Regions from separate parts of the Homo sapiens genome. Here region 2 is linked to region 1. The links are chromatin loops, found by intact Hi-C in ENCODE. Cell type or tissue: pancreas. All regions are shown on one strand.

Evidence for each region. A loop is a pair of places that touch in the nucleus more often than their neighbours do. Peaks named below come from ENCODE experiments on the same cell type or tissue, not always from the same donor. Only the 100,000 strongest peaks of a DNase experiment are listed, where the experiment ranks them.
Region 2: it touches region 1 in a loop (2.9-fold over the local background); 13 of 110 quality-filtered maps call a loop at or near these places.

The regions. Positions count from the first base shown.
Region 1 is chr2:98,381,179-98,389,178 of GRCh38, forward strand. CNGA3 (cyclic nucleotide gated channel subunit alpha 3) reads left to right here. Exons shown (of 8, transcript NM_001298.3): 5 at 2,210-2,263. Among named protein-coding and RNA genes, the nearest start is that of CNGA3, 39 kb to the left of the region's middle. RefSeq lists enhancers at 1,052-1,629, 2,206-2,783, 2,784-3,359 and a silencer at 6,920-7,107. In pancreas, a CTCF peak has its summit at 4,109 (motif pointing left); a DNase peak (open chromatin) is centred at 4,053.
Region 2 is chr2:97,736,753-97,744,752 of GRCh38, forward strand. ZAP70 (zeta chain of T cell receptor associated protein kinase 70) reads left to right here. Exons shown (of 14, transcript NM_001079.4): 11 at 721-913; 12 at 1,005-1,145; 13 at 1,243-1,355; 14 at 2,623-3,108. The coding sequence ends at 2,746. Among named protein-coding and RNA genes, the nearest start is that of ZAP70, 27 kb to the left of the region's middle. RefSeq lists an enhancer at 2,808-3,307. In pancreas, a CTCF peak has its summit at 3,927; DNase peaks (open chromatin) are centred at 26, 1,039, 2,899, 3,979 and 1 weaker place.

The DNA of each region.
Region 1 (8,000 bases):
CTCTTTAGGACACTTAGGTCTGTCTGGAAGGGAGGAGAGGCAAGACGTTGAGGGGAAGCTGACCTCCCCTCGGCCTCCCAAACAGGTGGCTTCTCACCCAGAACCTATTTTCTGGGGGGTGGGAAAAGGGGATCAAATAAGCATGATGGCTGCAGAACAGACAGTCCCTATATAATTTGCTAGAGAAAAAGCTATCTGTATGTCAATGAGGAGAAGATGGGTTCAGGTTTGGAGCTTCTCAAATGGTCATATGAGGGTTTCTGGTGTGTGAAGGTGATGAAGTCTCAGGGGAAACCCAGTGGCTCTTTCGGGAACGTCCATTTTCATTCCATATTTGTATGGGGAGTGGCAGTGGGTATTTGTATGTCATAGATGATGCAGGGGATGGCGAACGGCACGGGCATTTTTAAGATGGAATATGAGAGTTCAAGGCCATGTCTTGCCAGTGACTGCTTTAGGAGACCCGGGGAAAGGTGTGAGAATCCCTGACTGAGATGGGAAGGCCAGAGTTTTCACACGAGCTTGGACTGCAAACGCTTGGGTTTCCTGGGCTGGGGGAAGGAGGCTGGGGAAGGCCTGGGCGCTGGCCCAGACAAGTGCAGGGAGGTCCCAGGTTCCCAGGACTGGGCATCCAGTATCCTCGAGGGACACCATGAGACAGAAAGATAAGGAGGCAGGCAGATAAGAAAGAGGACAAAGTGGGGAAAGAGGAAGAGGGAGGGGGGAAAAAGAAGTTTCTCAGCAAGCCAGCCAGACTGGTCTAATTCCTTTTGGGCAAGCAAAGACTTCCTTATTTAAATTGATCAAATTACCTTCCTACATCCTTAGAGATGAATGTTAGACTCTCTGTCCATTTCCCGATGGGACCAGACAAATGGAGGGTTGAGCTAGGACCATATCCAGGGCAGGCCCCGACCACCTCACAGACATCTGATGGATCACTCGCGGGCAGGGTCAGCATGGGAAGATGGATGCGATGGTGCGGATAGTGTTGGTCAATCAGCAAGTCTTCCTGGGGGTGAGGATTTTGAATTTTTCTGGAGGCAAAGTCTCCACTGCAAAGCCAAGTATATACACAGACAGGTCCTAGTTCTCCTGTGTGGGCTTGGCTTTGTGGGGTTACGGGCACAGAGGCATGGTGAACACAGCCACTGCATCCCCCACGGAGCTGAACCTTCCCTCCTTCACAATCCCACGGCGGTTCCAGTTCCTGGGAGATTTTCAGATGAGCAGAACCAATCTAGAAACAAGCGGTTATGGCCATATCTTAGACGGAGAGAGGGAGATTTGGGCAGGATGAGCTGAAGTCATCATAATGGCATTTATTTGGCTGGACATCAAGCATCGTGGAAGAGGTGCCCCGGGAGTCAGGTGGGGGTGTCGCCTGCCTCAGGCTCCAGTTCCCGTGGTCTCCTATGAGGGGTCTGCAGTGCCCTGCGAGGCCGCATGGCTTTTTTAACCCAGCCATGTTGAAAATGTGTTCTGGCGGTCAGAGATAATACCTTTTCCTATAGAACATCATGAAGTACTGCAAAATTCAACTTTAAATAAATATCCAGTTTGTGCAAAACCAGCCCCTACCTTCAACCAGATTCTCACATAGATCAGGGGTGTCAGGCCCTGGAGTCGTAAAATTTGGGGAGATAGGAGAGGACAAGAGGAGGAGAAACTGAAAACAGCAACAATCCCACCTATGCTCAATTACTTGCCCTGCTAATTGGAAGAGGCCTTCGCAGCTGAGGGAGCAAGTCGCTGTTGCTGCTGCAGGCTGCGTCCATCCTGGGGCAGAAGGTGCAAGACCTCCTCCACCACAGAGGCATGGAAGCACTGAGGGCAGAGGCCACGCAGGGTCCATTTCTGTGCCCCTCTTAGTGCCTGGCACGTGGCCCCATCCAGGGTGGAATGGAAGGAAATTGAGTGGAATTTGAGGCAGGGAAGCTGGAAGGAGTCAAACGGCTGAATCTTTTCTTCAGAAGCCTCAGTTTAGCCATGTTCACTCTCTCTTCCCCCAAGGCTTTTACCCGAGGTAACTAATCACAAAGCATTTTGGCCTTGACAATACCACCCCGTATTCTTCAAGCTGTGAGTGCAAAGGCTGGAAGCAGTGGGATAGGGATTGGGGGGTGGGGCATGGTAATCCCCTGGTGAAATGGCCCCAAGGAATGGAAACAGAGTTCAGACCCTTGATGTTCTCTCTACCTTCCCGCAGCGCCTGGCCCCTGGCCAAATGCAACACTAACACCAGCAACAACACGGAGGAGGAGTAAGTACCCACACACCCAGCAGAGCCCTCCCCAAGCCCGGTGCCCTCCACCCCATAGAAGCCCCAGCTTGGCCTCTCTCCTTAGTGCTCCTGCTCCCCACTCCCAGAGCACCAGTAGAATATTTTAGAATCCTGTTCCCTTCGTTGGAATTCCATCCCTGTGGACAGAAGTCGGGGAGGGATGAGATCTGTGTGACTTCTTGGGGAAGTCGTCTGATCTCTTCGCCTCTCATTTTTCTCATCCATAAAGCAAAGGAATTGGATCAGATAAATGCTTTAAGCTTTAGCACTCTATACCACGATATATCTGAGGGTGCAGAACCGGAGTTCCTTGACAGAGCACTGGAGATTCTCCTTAATGATGAAAAGGCATTTTCTTATTCTACAACCTCAGGCTCTTGAGTGCCAGTGAAATGCCCTTGTTTTTGCTGCTGTTGTTATTGTTGTTTGTTTGTTTGTTTTTGAGATGGAGTCTTGCTCTGTCACCCAGGCTGGAGTGCAGTGGCGCCATCTTGACTCGTTGCAAGCTCCGCCTCCCGGGTTCACGCCATTCTCCTGCTTCAGCTTCCCGAGTAGCTGGGACTACAGGCGCCCGCCACCACACCCGGCTAGTTTTTTTGTATTTTTAGTAGAGAGGGGGGGTTTCACCGTGTTAGCCAGGATGGTCTCGACCTCCTGACCTCGTGATCCACCCGCCTCGGCCTCCAAAGTGCTAGGATTACAGGCATGAGCCACTGCGCCTCGCCTGAAGTTCCCGTGTTTTAAGGCCAATTTGGGCCAATTTTGGGGGCGTAATCAGAGCAGTGGAAAAAGGCAATTTAAATATGTCCAGAGAATAGCCTCTTCAAAGGGTGACCTGCTATAATTCCTTTTTCCATCACCAGATACTAAGGTGGCAGATTAGGGACAGCGTGGCACTATTCAGGAGGGGAAGTCTTAGTTGGAGATTAGGGAAAAAATACCTATATCAGTGAGAAATGCCGATTTCTTGACTTCCAACAGACAGAGAAATGTGCCAAGGGTTTTTCTTGTTATTTCTCTCTTTGTTCCTCAGCTAGAACTTTTTTCTATTTTCTCCATGAAGGAAGCATGTCTTTTGTTTGCATAAATTTGGACATCAAATCCAGAGACCCAAATGCCAGCCATAACGAAAAATGAGATGATTTTATCTACAAAGCAATAGCTATAGTGATATGTGTTTGACTTAAAGCCAAACCTGACACTAAACACCCTTGCAGCTGCAGTATCAAGTCTTTCAGGCAGGGAACGGCTCCAGATACTGAAACCATGGACAGAGGTCCTGGGGGTTTCTAGGCATCTTTGTCCTGGGGCTGGGGTGTGGGCAAGGATGTGGGTGGATAGCGTGGGCTGCACCCGGCTCTTCAATCTTTCAATAAATGGGCTCACTTCACTGGTCCACTTTGAAGCCAAGGACCAAGGGACAAAACTGGGAACTATCCCAAAATGAGGACACACACAAAATAATTATTTATGAACACCTTCCCCGACTCTTCACTCCATTTCTGTCATTTTCATATGGTCTCATTTGTCCTGAATAATTTTTCCCTCCCCCATCAAACTGTTCCCAGCCAAAACCAGCAGCATTTTGCAGTTCTGTGTAGGGTTCTTTTGGGGCAGTGCTGGGTGGATTTGGGGATGCAGCCGATGGTGCTGGGTCTTTCCTAGGCTCTCAGCAGTTTGGTACCCAGACAGGCCAAGGCCCGTAATCCAGGGCCACAAATCTTGCACAAGGCAAGCTGAGTCCGGCGTAAACTGCAGGGCAAAGCTCACCCAAAAAGCTTGAGGGCAGCGCCGTCTGCTGGTGACTTGACGTTAAGACTCCAGTGCCTGAAAAGAGACCAGGGTTCACATCACCCTGGAGGACAGAGGAGGGGTAACTTTCCTTGCTCTTTTCATTTAATGATTTTAATAACCTTTTATTCTAATTCACTTTATTGAAATACTCTTGCTGAAAACTTGGAAAACAAGAAAAGCACACAGGGGCATACACACACAAAAACTGCACTTCATGCTAACCATGGAATTCCACTATCAGAGATAGCCCCACTTAACATGTTGACAAATATACTTCCAACTTCTTCCTAGGCATATATATTGAATACTTAGATTGATACAATATATTTTATATATACATATACTTGTTAAGAGCATCTGTTTCCCAACTCAGTTGCCTCAGAGCTTTGTGACCTTGGACAAGTGTATTAGTCCATTCTCACATTGCTAGAAAGAAATGCCTGAGACTCGGTAATTTATCAGAAAAGTGGTTTAATTGGCTTGAGGTACTGCAAGCTATACAGGAAGCATAGCAGCTTCTGCTTCTGGGGAGGCCTCAGGAAGCTTTCAATCATGGTGGAAGGCAAAGGGGGAGCAAGGAGTCTCAAACGGCAGGAGCAGGAGGAAGGTGGGGTAGGTGCCGTAAACAACCAGATCTCAAGAAAACTCACTCACTGTCTCAAGCAAAGCACCAAGGAATTGGTGCCAAACCATGAGAAATCCACCACCATGACAGGGACACAGATTCAAACCACATAAGCTGGTTACCTAACTTCTCTGTGTATCTGTTTCCTGGCTTATAAAATAAGGATTGTAATAGGGTCTTATTACATGGTGGGAGTGAAGACTGAATGTGTTACTCTGTGAAAAGTGCTCAGAACAGTGCCTGGTACATAGTAAGTGCTCAATAAATATTGACTTGTGTGGTAGGCAGAACAATCTCCCCCAAAAGATGTCTACCATCCTAATCCTTAGAACCTGTAAACAGGTTACCTCATATGGCAAAGGGAACTTCGTAAATGTGATTACATTCAAGGTCCTTGAGATAGGTAATGATTTGACTTGGCTGTGTCCCCACCCAAATCTCATCTTGAATTGTAGCTCCTCTAATTCCCATGTGTCGGGACAGATCTGGTGGGAGGTAATTGAATCATGGGGGTGGGTCTTTCCCATGCTGTGAATAAGTCTCACGAGATCTGATGGTTTTGTAAAGGGGAGTTCCCCTGCACAGACTCTTTGCGTGCCGCCACGTAAGATGTGACTTTGCTCCTCATCTGCCTTCCACCATGATTGCGAGGCCTCCCAAGCCATGTGGAACTGAGTCCATTAAACCTCTTTCCTTTATAAATTACCCACCCTCGGGTATGCCTTTATTAGCAGCATGAGAACAGACTAATACAGGTAGGTTATCCTGGATTATCAGGGTGGGCCCACTGTAATCACATGAGTCCTTAAAAGCAGAAGAGTGGGTCAGAGAAAGTAAATGGAAGAAGAAGAGAGTCACAGTGTGAGGGGGACTCGACCCATCACTGCTGGCTTTGAAGATGTAGGAAGGGGACCTGAGCTAAGGAAGCCACAGCCTCGAAAGGTGCAGCCAGCAGGGAAACAGGGATCTCAGCCCCACAATCGCAAGAAGCTGGATTCTGCGTAAGATCCAAACGAGCAGGAATCAGAGCCCCGCCTAGAGACTCTGGGGGATGGCAGCCCTGTCAACACCTTGATTTTAGTCTGGTGAGATCCACAGTAGACTTCTGACCTACAGATCTGCAAGATAATACATTTATGTTGTATAAGTTTGCAGTAATTTGTTCCGGCAGAAATAGAAAACTGATCCAGCTATTACGGTAAACTCTTTTGTAGTCTGCTTCTTAACTTAGCAAAATATTAGGAACCGTTTTCCCACGTCACTAGCTCTTCTGAAACAGCGTTTTAAGTGGCCATGTAGAATTCACCGTTGAGGATGAGCCTGCATGGTCGTGTGATTCGGTGGCTCTCCCTTTTTGATTGTCATGAATAATGGCAGTGATTATTTTTCCACACGTATCGCACACAGCCTTGATTATTTCCATAGGAAGTGTTAGGTAATTGTGAATGGATCTTTTTCAATGAGTGTTTAATTAGCAGAATTTATCTCTCAACCATGCCTTCCTTCAGCGTGTGGAAGAGAGAAATCAGAGGGGCCTGAAGGGGACTCGAGGGGTTGTCCCTTCCGCAACCTTTGTTTCTTCAACTATTCAATGGGGCATTACTGCCTGCCTTGAAGAAATTTACATGTATTCATTAGATAACTTTATAAGAGTTCCTAGCTCTTAAAAGACACCCAATAAAGAAGAGGCAGCAGTGTGAAGTCTTATGTTGAAGAAAAACCTGCAGTCACAGGACCATCCTGCGGACGCTGCCTGAACCGTCTCGCAGCCCAGCAAAGTCCGAAGGCGTGTCTGAACTCGGCCACATTTGCGAACCTGCGACCACACGTATTTGCCACTACATGCGTCACAGACCCGCCTCTTCGAATGTTGCTTCCCTTCTGCTCACTGGCTTTCTCATTAAGGCCCAGGTTTTCACTTGATCCAGAGAGAGGTTTCAAGAACAGCGGACAGGCCACACCCTTCCATTCAGAACGGAGAGCCTGGCGTGGGATTTCCAAAACTCCGAGTAACTTTCCCAACTTCAATGTGTGGATTTGGGTCTATGTCGTACTACCTCAAAACGTCTCCAGTCTCTGGCTGTTTGTGACTTCCCAGGAGCTCATGAAAATAGATCAGAAATTGTAGAACATTAGACTGAGCCACTAATTTCTCAATGTATACTCAATGGGGTGGTTTACCTCACGCTTCAGGAATAATAATAACAAATCAATAACCCCATTTCATCCCAATGCGCTGGAAGCACCCCTTGCCACGCCCTCTCTTCAGGACGTCTCCACGACGCCACACGCCACGCCCTCTCTCCGGGACGCAGCAGCCTGCCCCTTCCATTTGGTAATGTCCTTGATATATGAAGTCTGCTAAATGTGCCCCGGCATCATCCAGCAGCAAGGCAGAAAAGAACGAAGAGAAAAAAGAAGAGAGAAAAGCTACCTAAAACACGAGGAGGAAGTACTGAAGGAAGCTGCCTCTAAAGACGGGGTGCCATGGTCCCAGCAGGCCTGACCCCTCCCTGCAGGGCTCCAGGGCTGGGTATCTTGGAGCAACGCTATCAGGGGGCCTTAGCTTCGGCCCTGGAGGGGAGAGGGTGCTTGGAGCTGAGGAAAAGTCGGTCCCAGCAGGCTGCAGACCATGCCTCCTGAGACCATGTGAAGCCCCCATCTTGCAGAAAGAATCCTCTCCAAGCTCCGGGAACTCAAGGGGGGCTTATAAGTAAAGAGAGTTGCTTGTCTGCAGCCTCCGGTGGGCAGCCGGGGGCTGCCCCTGTGAGCCTGCTCATGTGCCCCCCACCCGAAGCATTTCGTTTGCCCTCACAAGTGGGCCGGCCACACGTAGGCTGAGGGCTTCTCTGGGGCACTGGAAGATACAATGTTCACAAACTTTCACCCAAATTCAGTGGTGATGAGAGCTGTAGGGAACGTCCCAAAGCCCGGTCAGTGAGTGACCTTGCACTTGCAGCATCCAGGTGAAGGCAGGAAGTCACTGGGGTCTCCGATGGAGCACAGGAGCACTCTGCAGGCCTGGGCCAGCGTGGGTCGCATGGGATGGCAGAGGGGACACATGGACCCAACAAAAAGGCAGTCTCCAGTACAGCCTGTAAACTTGAATCTGCGGGAAATTCTAAGAATAAAAGTTAAGCACTCTAAGCTATGTATTTCATTCCGTGCGGGCCCACGTGACAGGTTATTCCCAGGCTTTTGATGGAGAGGTGTGATGCAAGCCCTTGGAAATGAGCCTTTACATCGTCCGCACAAACACAGTGAGGGAGGTGGAGAGGGTTCTGGAGGGAATACTGT
Region 2 (8,000 bases), 640 kb before region 1:
GGTCCCGTGCCTCGTGTGGTGCGGGCAGGGAGGGGATGAGCAGACCGTGCCAGGCCTTGCGGGCTGCCAGGAGGACTTGGAGTTTTACCCTGAGTTGGGTGGGAGCTAGGGGGTGCTGTGAGCAGAGGAGGGGGAGGACCTGACTCAGGGGCAGAGAGGACAAGACAGTGGGAGACAGGAGGGAGCGAGGGCCTGGGCGGAGCTGACTATTCCTGCCTGGGGGTCCAGGTGAGTGATGCTGCGGCTGCTTCCCGGTGGCAGAGGCAGAGATGAGGAGTGCGGTGGATTCTGGAGAGATTCTGACACCAGAACTGCCAGGGTTTGCTGATGGATTGGGTGTGAGAGAAAGAGGAGCTGCTGGAGAGGACAGTGGAGGAGCCATATGTGTGTGCACATGGGGATGGGGACAATCAGGCCACATTATCTTTGAGATGCCTGTGAGACCTCAGCACGTCGAGGGTGCAGGCATAGGTCTAGACTTGGGAGTCGTAGCGTGTGGGTGATCCCTAAAGCCTTGAGACTGGATGAAGGCAGGAGTTTTGCCTGTTTTGTTCACTGCTGTGTCCCCAGCCCCACGCCTGGCACACAGCAGGTGCTCAATAAGCGTTTTTGAACACATGGTCACCTGGCTCATGCCCAGCTGGGTCAGAGAAGCATGCTTTGCCCCTGGGAACTTGGCTAGTCTTCTCCCAGCTGACCCCGCCTTCCCCGCCACCCCAGGGAGGAGATCCCTGTGAGCAATGTGGCCGAGCTGCTGCACCAGGTGTCCATGGGGATGAAGTACCTGGAGGAGAAGAACTTTGTGCACCGTGACCTGGCGGCCCGCAACGTCCTGCTGGTTAACCGGCACTACGCCAAGATCAGCGACTTTGGCCTCTCCAAAGCACTGGGTGCCGACGACAGCTACTACACTGTAAGCCTCTGCCCCTGTGATGCCCGACTGGATGGGCTGGGTGGGTAGAGGGTCCCTGACCCCTGATCCAGCAGCATCTCCCCCTCCCCAGGCCCGCTCAGCAGGGAAGTGGCCGCTCAAGTGGTACGCACCCGAATGCATCAACTTCCGCAAGTTCTCCAGCCGCAGCGATGTCTGGAGCTATGGGGTCACCATGTGGGAGGCCTTGTCCTACGGCCAGAAGCCCTACAAGGCAGGCGCGGGCAGAGGCAGGTGGGCGGTGTGGTGGGGAGGGGGATGAGGAGGAGGACACTGGTCACTCACAGGTGTCTCTGCCCCGGCTTGAGCAGAAGATGAAAGGGCCGGAGGTCATGGCCTTCATCGAGCAGGGCAAGCGGATGGAGTGCCCACCAGAGTGTCCACCCGAACTGTACGCACTCATGAGTGACTGCTGGATCTACAAGTGAGTGCCAGTGGGGAGGGGACCCGGCTGGGCTGACCCCTGGAAAGTCCTGGTGCCCGATGAGTTGATGTCAATATAACTCTACCCAATGTCATCTCACCCAAAGCCCTTCACCCAGTTCATAGCCTTTGCAGCTGCCCCCTACCCCCACACCCAGCTCTCCAACACACCAGGGTTTGCTGTCCTGCTCCAGTGTGCCACACCCTGCCATCCCACCTGTGGGCCTGTGCCTCAGCATCTAAAACCTCAGCCATCACTCAACACATGGACCCTGCAACACGCAAACAGGTCCATACTCTGCTACTCAACCTATGACACTGACACTCAGGGCATGAGATGATTCTCCAGTACCCAACACTCCAGTCCCCACCAGCCAGCACACAGCACCCAACTACCAGACAGGTGAGCACTGAGGTACCAAATACTCATCTATTCCAGCCCCCACCTCTGCCTGGTTGAAGCCCAACCTTCAGACATCTCAACTCCTAACACCATCAGTATCCCAACTTCCCATCAGACAACAGGCAACACACCCCCAGACAAGCGGACGCCCTAGACTGCCCATGCAATGTGTGGACACTGTAACGCATGACCCCCCACCGGCCAGCACTTAGCATGCTGACACCCCAACACCCAAGCAGCCCAACAGATAGACACCCTCTCTGGCTGGCCCACCCTCCTGCGACATGTGTTAATTCCACCTCCATCAGGAAACACCCAGGGCACCACACCCCAGTACCCAAAGAGGCTAGCACCTAGCACCCCAACACAGTCCATGGATACCCCATGCACAGTACCGTTAATACTGCCGCTCCCCGCTGGCCAGACCCACTGCCATGCTCCAGGCTTCTGCTGATCACCAGCCTTGCACTCCCTCTCATCTAAGCCCCAGCACACTGATACCCTGGCCCCAGGTGCATGCACAGAGCATCAGCTTTCTATATCCCAGGTCCCCGTGGTCAATAGTTGCCACTCTGACACCAAGTCCACTCAGTCCCCTGAGTCCTCACTGGTCAACGCTCGGTAGAGGGGTCATCCCAGCACCCTGTGTGTGGGCAGCTCTGCCTCCTTAGGCTGTGTGGCATTGCCCAACGCTCTCACACCCCAGAGTCCTCTCCACCACCCAATGTCCCGCCACCCCAACAGCCCTGCTGACTTTCTGAGCCCCAAAAGTCTACCTCAGCCAAGCACAGTGCATGCCCACCCACTGGTGAAGCTGGGTCCTGGGGGCGTGGTCAGCAGCCTGGATGTACCCCACGCCCCACAGGTGGGAGGATCGCCCCGACTTCCTGACCGTGGAGCAGCGCATGCGAGCCTGTTACTACAGCCTGGCCAGCAAGGTGGAAGGGCCCCCAGGCAGCACACAGAAGGCTGAGGCTGCCTGTGCCTGAGCTCCCGCTGCCCAGGGGAGCCCTCCACGCCGGCTCTTCCCCACCCTCAGCCCCACCCCAGGTCCTGCAGTCTGGCTGAGCCCTGCTTGGTTGTCTCCACACACAGCTGGGCTGTGGTAGGGGGTGTCTCAGGCCACACCGGCCTTGCATTGCCTGCCTGGCCCCCTGTCCTCTCTGGCTGGGGAGCAGGGAGGTCCGGGAGGGTGCGGCTGTGCAGCCTGTCCTGGGCTGGTGGCTCCCGGAGGGCCCTGAGCTGAGGGCATTGCTTACACGGATGCCTTCCCCTGGGCCCTGACATTGGAGCCTGGGCATCCTCAGGTGGTCAGGCGTAGATCACCAGAATAAACCCAGCTTCCCTCTTGTCTGAGCGCCCTCATCTTTTCCGGGGTGAGGGTAGGTGTCAGGGGAGGGGTGGGTTATGAAAAGTGCATGGAGGTGACTGTTCTTGTGTGGACTGAGCCTGGAAGTGACCCCTGGGAAGATGGGGCTGGGTCCCACTCTCCACCCTAGGGACACCTTCATGTGAGTGAGCGGCTGGGGTGGAGTGGGGAACCTGAGGCCAGGCGGGTGTGGGCCCAAGGGCTGCGTGCCTGGCTGAGCCCAGCTCCCCTGTGTGGAGATGAGTGTGCCCCATGCCAGGTGCACGTTAGGATCACCTGGAGCTATTTTAACAAACGCTAACCCCCCCTCCCCCATCCAGCTGGGGTCTTCACCCCCCCAGGGGTGCCTTGCAAATCATGAGATACAATGCTTTTCATTGGTAGATGCACGTATTAGCTCCCGTATGAACCGTATTACTGAATTTGAATCTGAAAAATACCAAAATGCAAACATTGTTTTTAAATTAATTGTTTTAAAAGCTAATGAACGAATTAAGACAAATTGCATCAATTTAGTGGTTTCTTAAATCGTGGTTTGCAGGTAGTTCAGTTTTATTAAAATTCATTTGTGAGTCGCTGAACGACTTACATTATGTAAAATATATCAGACAGTAAATGAATTGTGGCTTTCATTGCCTTTTGGTCATCATTATGTTTCATGTCATCATTATTGATGAAAGTAATCTTATTTTATAAGAAGGAGGCATTAAAAAATGGGTGTCAAGTACATTGGGAACGCTAACAGACCCACCAGAGATGTCCGCTGAGGAACCAACGAAAGAGGGTGCAGTTCCGCAGAGCACTCTCCAGGTGGCGATGTTTCCAGAGGCCGAGGCCAGCTGGGGTCAATCCCGCCCTCACTGCCTGCTTCACCTCTGCACGTCTCCTTTTCCGCTAGCAGCACGACCTCAGGCCCTCACCTCCAGGTCCCCATTCCTGTCCCCTGTTGGGGTGATCAGACCCAACACCAGGTCGTGGGGGTGACAAAGTCCGGCAGAGTCAAAGGATTGAGAAAAAGACAGTTTGAGAGATAAAAGTGGGACACCAGGGGGTCATCGCCATCATGGAGGCTGCGAAGACCCTGAGCTCTGGGAGCCCACGGTATTTATTTGTAATCCAACAAAGAAACAGGTGGTGAGAATGTGGCTGTCAAAAGGACACGTTGCATTAAGCACATGATTTACAGCTGTGATGGTTTAGCTTTTCTACGGAACATGTTCTGCTACTTGAGATAATGGGAATACAATCGATCTAGGAGCCTAGGAAGGCTAGAAGCAAGGAGCCAGCAAGTCTAGACACGTTCCAGAGGCCATTATTTCAGTCATGCAAGCCCCATCTCAGTTTCCCTCCCAACACTCAGCTTTTTCCCAACAGTCCCCTGGAAGGTGCTTGCAGGATCTTTTCTCTTGGCGGCTCTGACCAAGCCCCTTCACCCTCCTCCAGGGTTTCCAGCGCCCACGCGGACTCCCCTCTGGGCCTCTGCATTCACCGCTGCCGCTGCCTGGAAAGCTCTCCCCGTCCCCACCGGTGATGTCCCCTAGGAAAGCTCCCCGTCCCCCGGGGTGATGTCCCCTAGGAAAGCTCCCCGTCCCCTCCCGGGTGATGTCCGCTAGGAAAGCTCCCCGTCCCCCCCAGGTGATGTCCCCGAGGAAAGCTCCCCGTTCCCTCCCGGGTGATGTCCGCTAGGAAAGCTCCCCGCCCAGGCTCCCTGGGTATGGAGGAGAGGGGCTGAGGGACGCAGTTTCTGATCACTGCTTGCACACCTCCTGTGATGGGCAGCTCATCCATTACCTCTCAACGCAGCCTGGGCTGGTAAGTGAGTTACAATTCTTAGAAAGGTTTTCCAGCTGCTGACACCAACCTTGACCCCCATTCCCTTTACCGTTCCAAGACCATACAGAGCACACCTCTTCTCCAAATATCTCACTCCTCCTCTATTGATCATGTGCCTATTCCAGACGTGTGTCATGAGGCACACAGGCTCAGGGTGATAACCACTGGCATGGTGGCAGCCCACTGGGCCCTGGAGGTCCAGAGAAGCTCCTGAGCCAGCTGAGAGGGGCCAATCTGGTGGGCTTCCTGTAGGAGGGAACGCCTTAGCTGAGTTCTGAAGGGTGAGTGACATTTGGTTGGGGACCGTAAAGAAAGTATCCCAGGGAGCAGGAATAGTGTGTAGTGGGAGAGAATGTCCTTCTGGAAACAAAGAGAGGTTTTGGCGGGGCTGGAAGGCTGAGTTTGGAAATGGGAAGAAAACGCAAGGCCTGGTGCGGTGATCAAGATGGGAGGTCAGTAACATCCTCTTTGTTTCATATTTCCTGACTCCTTGGCCAGGAAGCAACTAACATCTCCATCTACCAGGTCCACGGCTTCCTAGCATTGGGTTTTACCATTTTAAAAACATTTTTTAATTTTAGATGGGAAAAATATCTTATTGTGTAAATTAAGACAAATTAGCATTTCTCTTGTAAGTGGCGAAGTTGAGCAGTGTTTTCAGATGTGCGCCAGCTTGACAGATGCCACCTCTTGCTGTGAACGTCTCATGGCCTCATGCCCAGCACAGAGCTCGCACCTTCTCAGGCCCCATCCTCTGCTCTGAGCAAAAGGCCAAGGGCGTAGGCTGCCCTGTGGCCACATGGGTGAGGATATGGTGAATCAGTTTCCTGTTCTGCTTCCATTCACCTTTTGTCCCTTCAGGGTTTCAAATTTCTCTCTTCTCTGTTGGAGGCTGGGGTCCCATGTGCCTGTAGCTTTGTCCTTGTCTGAGGTATCTCTGAGCTCAAATTAGAGGGCTGTGAAGCCCCAGGAAGGTATTTGTGGGAGGCAATTCTGATGTGCTGGGTGCCTCGAACACACAACTTCCTGTTTAATTCTCAAAACATCTGCCTGGGGTGGGGACTCTTGAACCCATTTTACAGTTGAGGAAACCAAGGCTCTGAGGACTTGGTTTACAGACCCAACATGCCCACTATCCCAAGGCCAATATGTAAGAGGCAACTCTATTGGCAGCTTTTCTGGGCTTCATTTAACAAACTCCTCTGTAGACATTAAGGTTCTGTTTAATTCATGTTCTAGAGGACAGAGGTTGTTAGCTCTCCATCTTGAGGCAAAACTCTTTGTCCCACCCTGCCCAATCAAGGCATGGAAGCCCTGTTTCTCATCTAGGAAGGGGCTGTGGTGTTCAGCTCAGCACCAACCTTATACTTCAGGGAGAGAAATGGGAAAGAAAAAAAGGGAGAAGAAAGCACATACATTCATCCTCCTCGGAACCAAACTCCTGAGTTAGGCCTTGGTTCTGGCTCCGTGGCTGCCACTAAAATCCCATGTGGCCTTGTTAAATCCCTCCCACCTCTGGCTCTCCACTTCCGCTTCTGTGGAGTTTTTATTCTAGCAATGAAACTTTTCACATATGAGCTCCTGGTTCTTTCTTATATCTGCCTGCTTTTGTCTCATAGTCTCCTGTTCTTTCTTTTCTTTGAGATAAAGTTTTGCTCTTGTTGCCCAGGCTGGAGTGCAATGGCGCGATCTTGGCTCACTGCAATCTCCACGTTCCGGGTTCAAGCGATTCTCCTGCCTCAGCCTCCTGAGTAGCTGGGACTACAGGCACCCGCCACCATGCCCAGCTAATTTTTGTATTTTTAGTAGAGATAGGGTTTCACCATATTGGTCAGGCTGGTCTTGAACTCCTGATCTCAGGTGATCCACCCGCCTCGGCCTCCCAAAGTGTTGAGATTACAGGCATGAGCCACTGCACCCGGCCTCCTGTTCTTGTTTATGGCTGTTATTCCCTTCTTTATCTCTTTGAGTTTTTAATATATTTATTGCAAAATTCTTTTAAGGTTGCACTATTATTCTCTATTTCCTCAGACGTAAATTCTTCCAGTTGGGGAGTTTGTGGAAATTTCATGAAGTGGTTGTGAATCCATTGTCTCTTCAGAATATTTCTTGCATGTGTATCTTGTAAGGGCTGTATATGAGAGCCTGTGCTCTTGGCTTCATACATTAGGGGGCCCTGCATTGGTACTAGCCTCCTAATGGGTAGGTGGTGGGGGGCTTCAACCCTTGTCTCTGGGCATCTCTGCAGTGGTCTCTTGTATACCTGGTATTTTCCTGTCATTGCTAAGTGTTTGAAGAATGGTTTCTATGTGTACTTGGTCTGCCATCTTGAATGAAAGTCCAATTTCACCATCTGTAAACATTTCACAGATGAGGCACCGGAAGTTCAGGGAGGTGGCCTGACTTGCCCCAGTCCACACAGCTAGGAGGGAGAATTTGAACCCAGCGAAACCCTATCCACTCCCCGCTCCTCGGCAGGCCCTGGCCCGGTGCTCCCCTCAGCTCTGACTCATTGCTAGCTCTGCATTCCCTGGACACCTTCTTCCTCAGAGAGCTGGGAGAATGGCCTCTACCCTGTAGACACGCTAAATAAACTCAAAATTTTGTTCTGGTGGACGAAGTGAAAAAAACCAAAACTGGCAGATTAGCTCGGTATAATATGACAAGGCCCTGGACTCTGCAGTCTGGCTGTGAGACCTCAGGGAGGTTACTTAACCTTGGGGAGCTTCAGTCTTCTCATTTGTCACATGGTGATAATAACTGTGTTTACCTTTCTGAGTAGTGATGTGAAGTGAAACAATGCATTAGTTTAGCACTTAGTAGCTGCTTATTAAATATTACTTCCTTCCATGGAGGAAAGCAAACTGGGGATGGGGCCAGGGGAATGTGATAGCTGATCCATCAAATTCCTGAAAGGTTTCATGGGCCAGAGGGAGGAGAGCTTCTCCATGGTCTGAAAAAGAGAACAGAGAATAACAGGGAAGGATCCAGGGAAGGTGACACAGCTGCAAAGTCTGTTCATTGGGGTAAAGAATAATCCC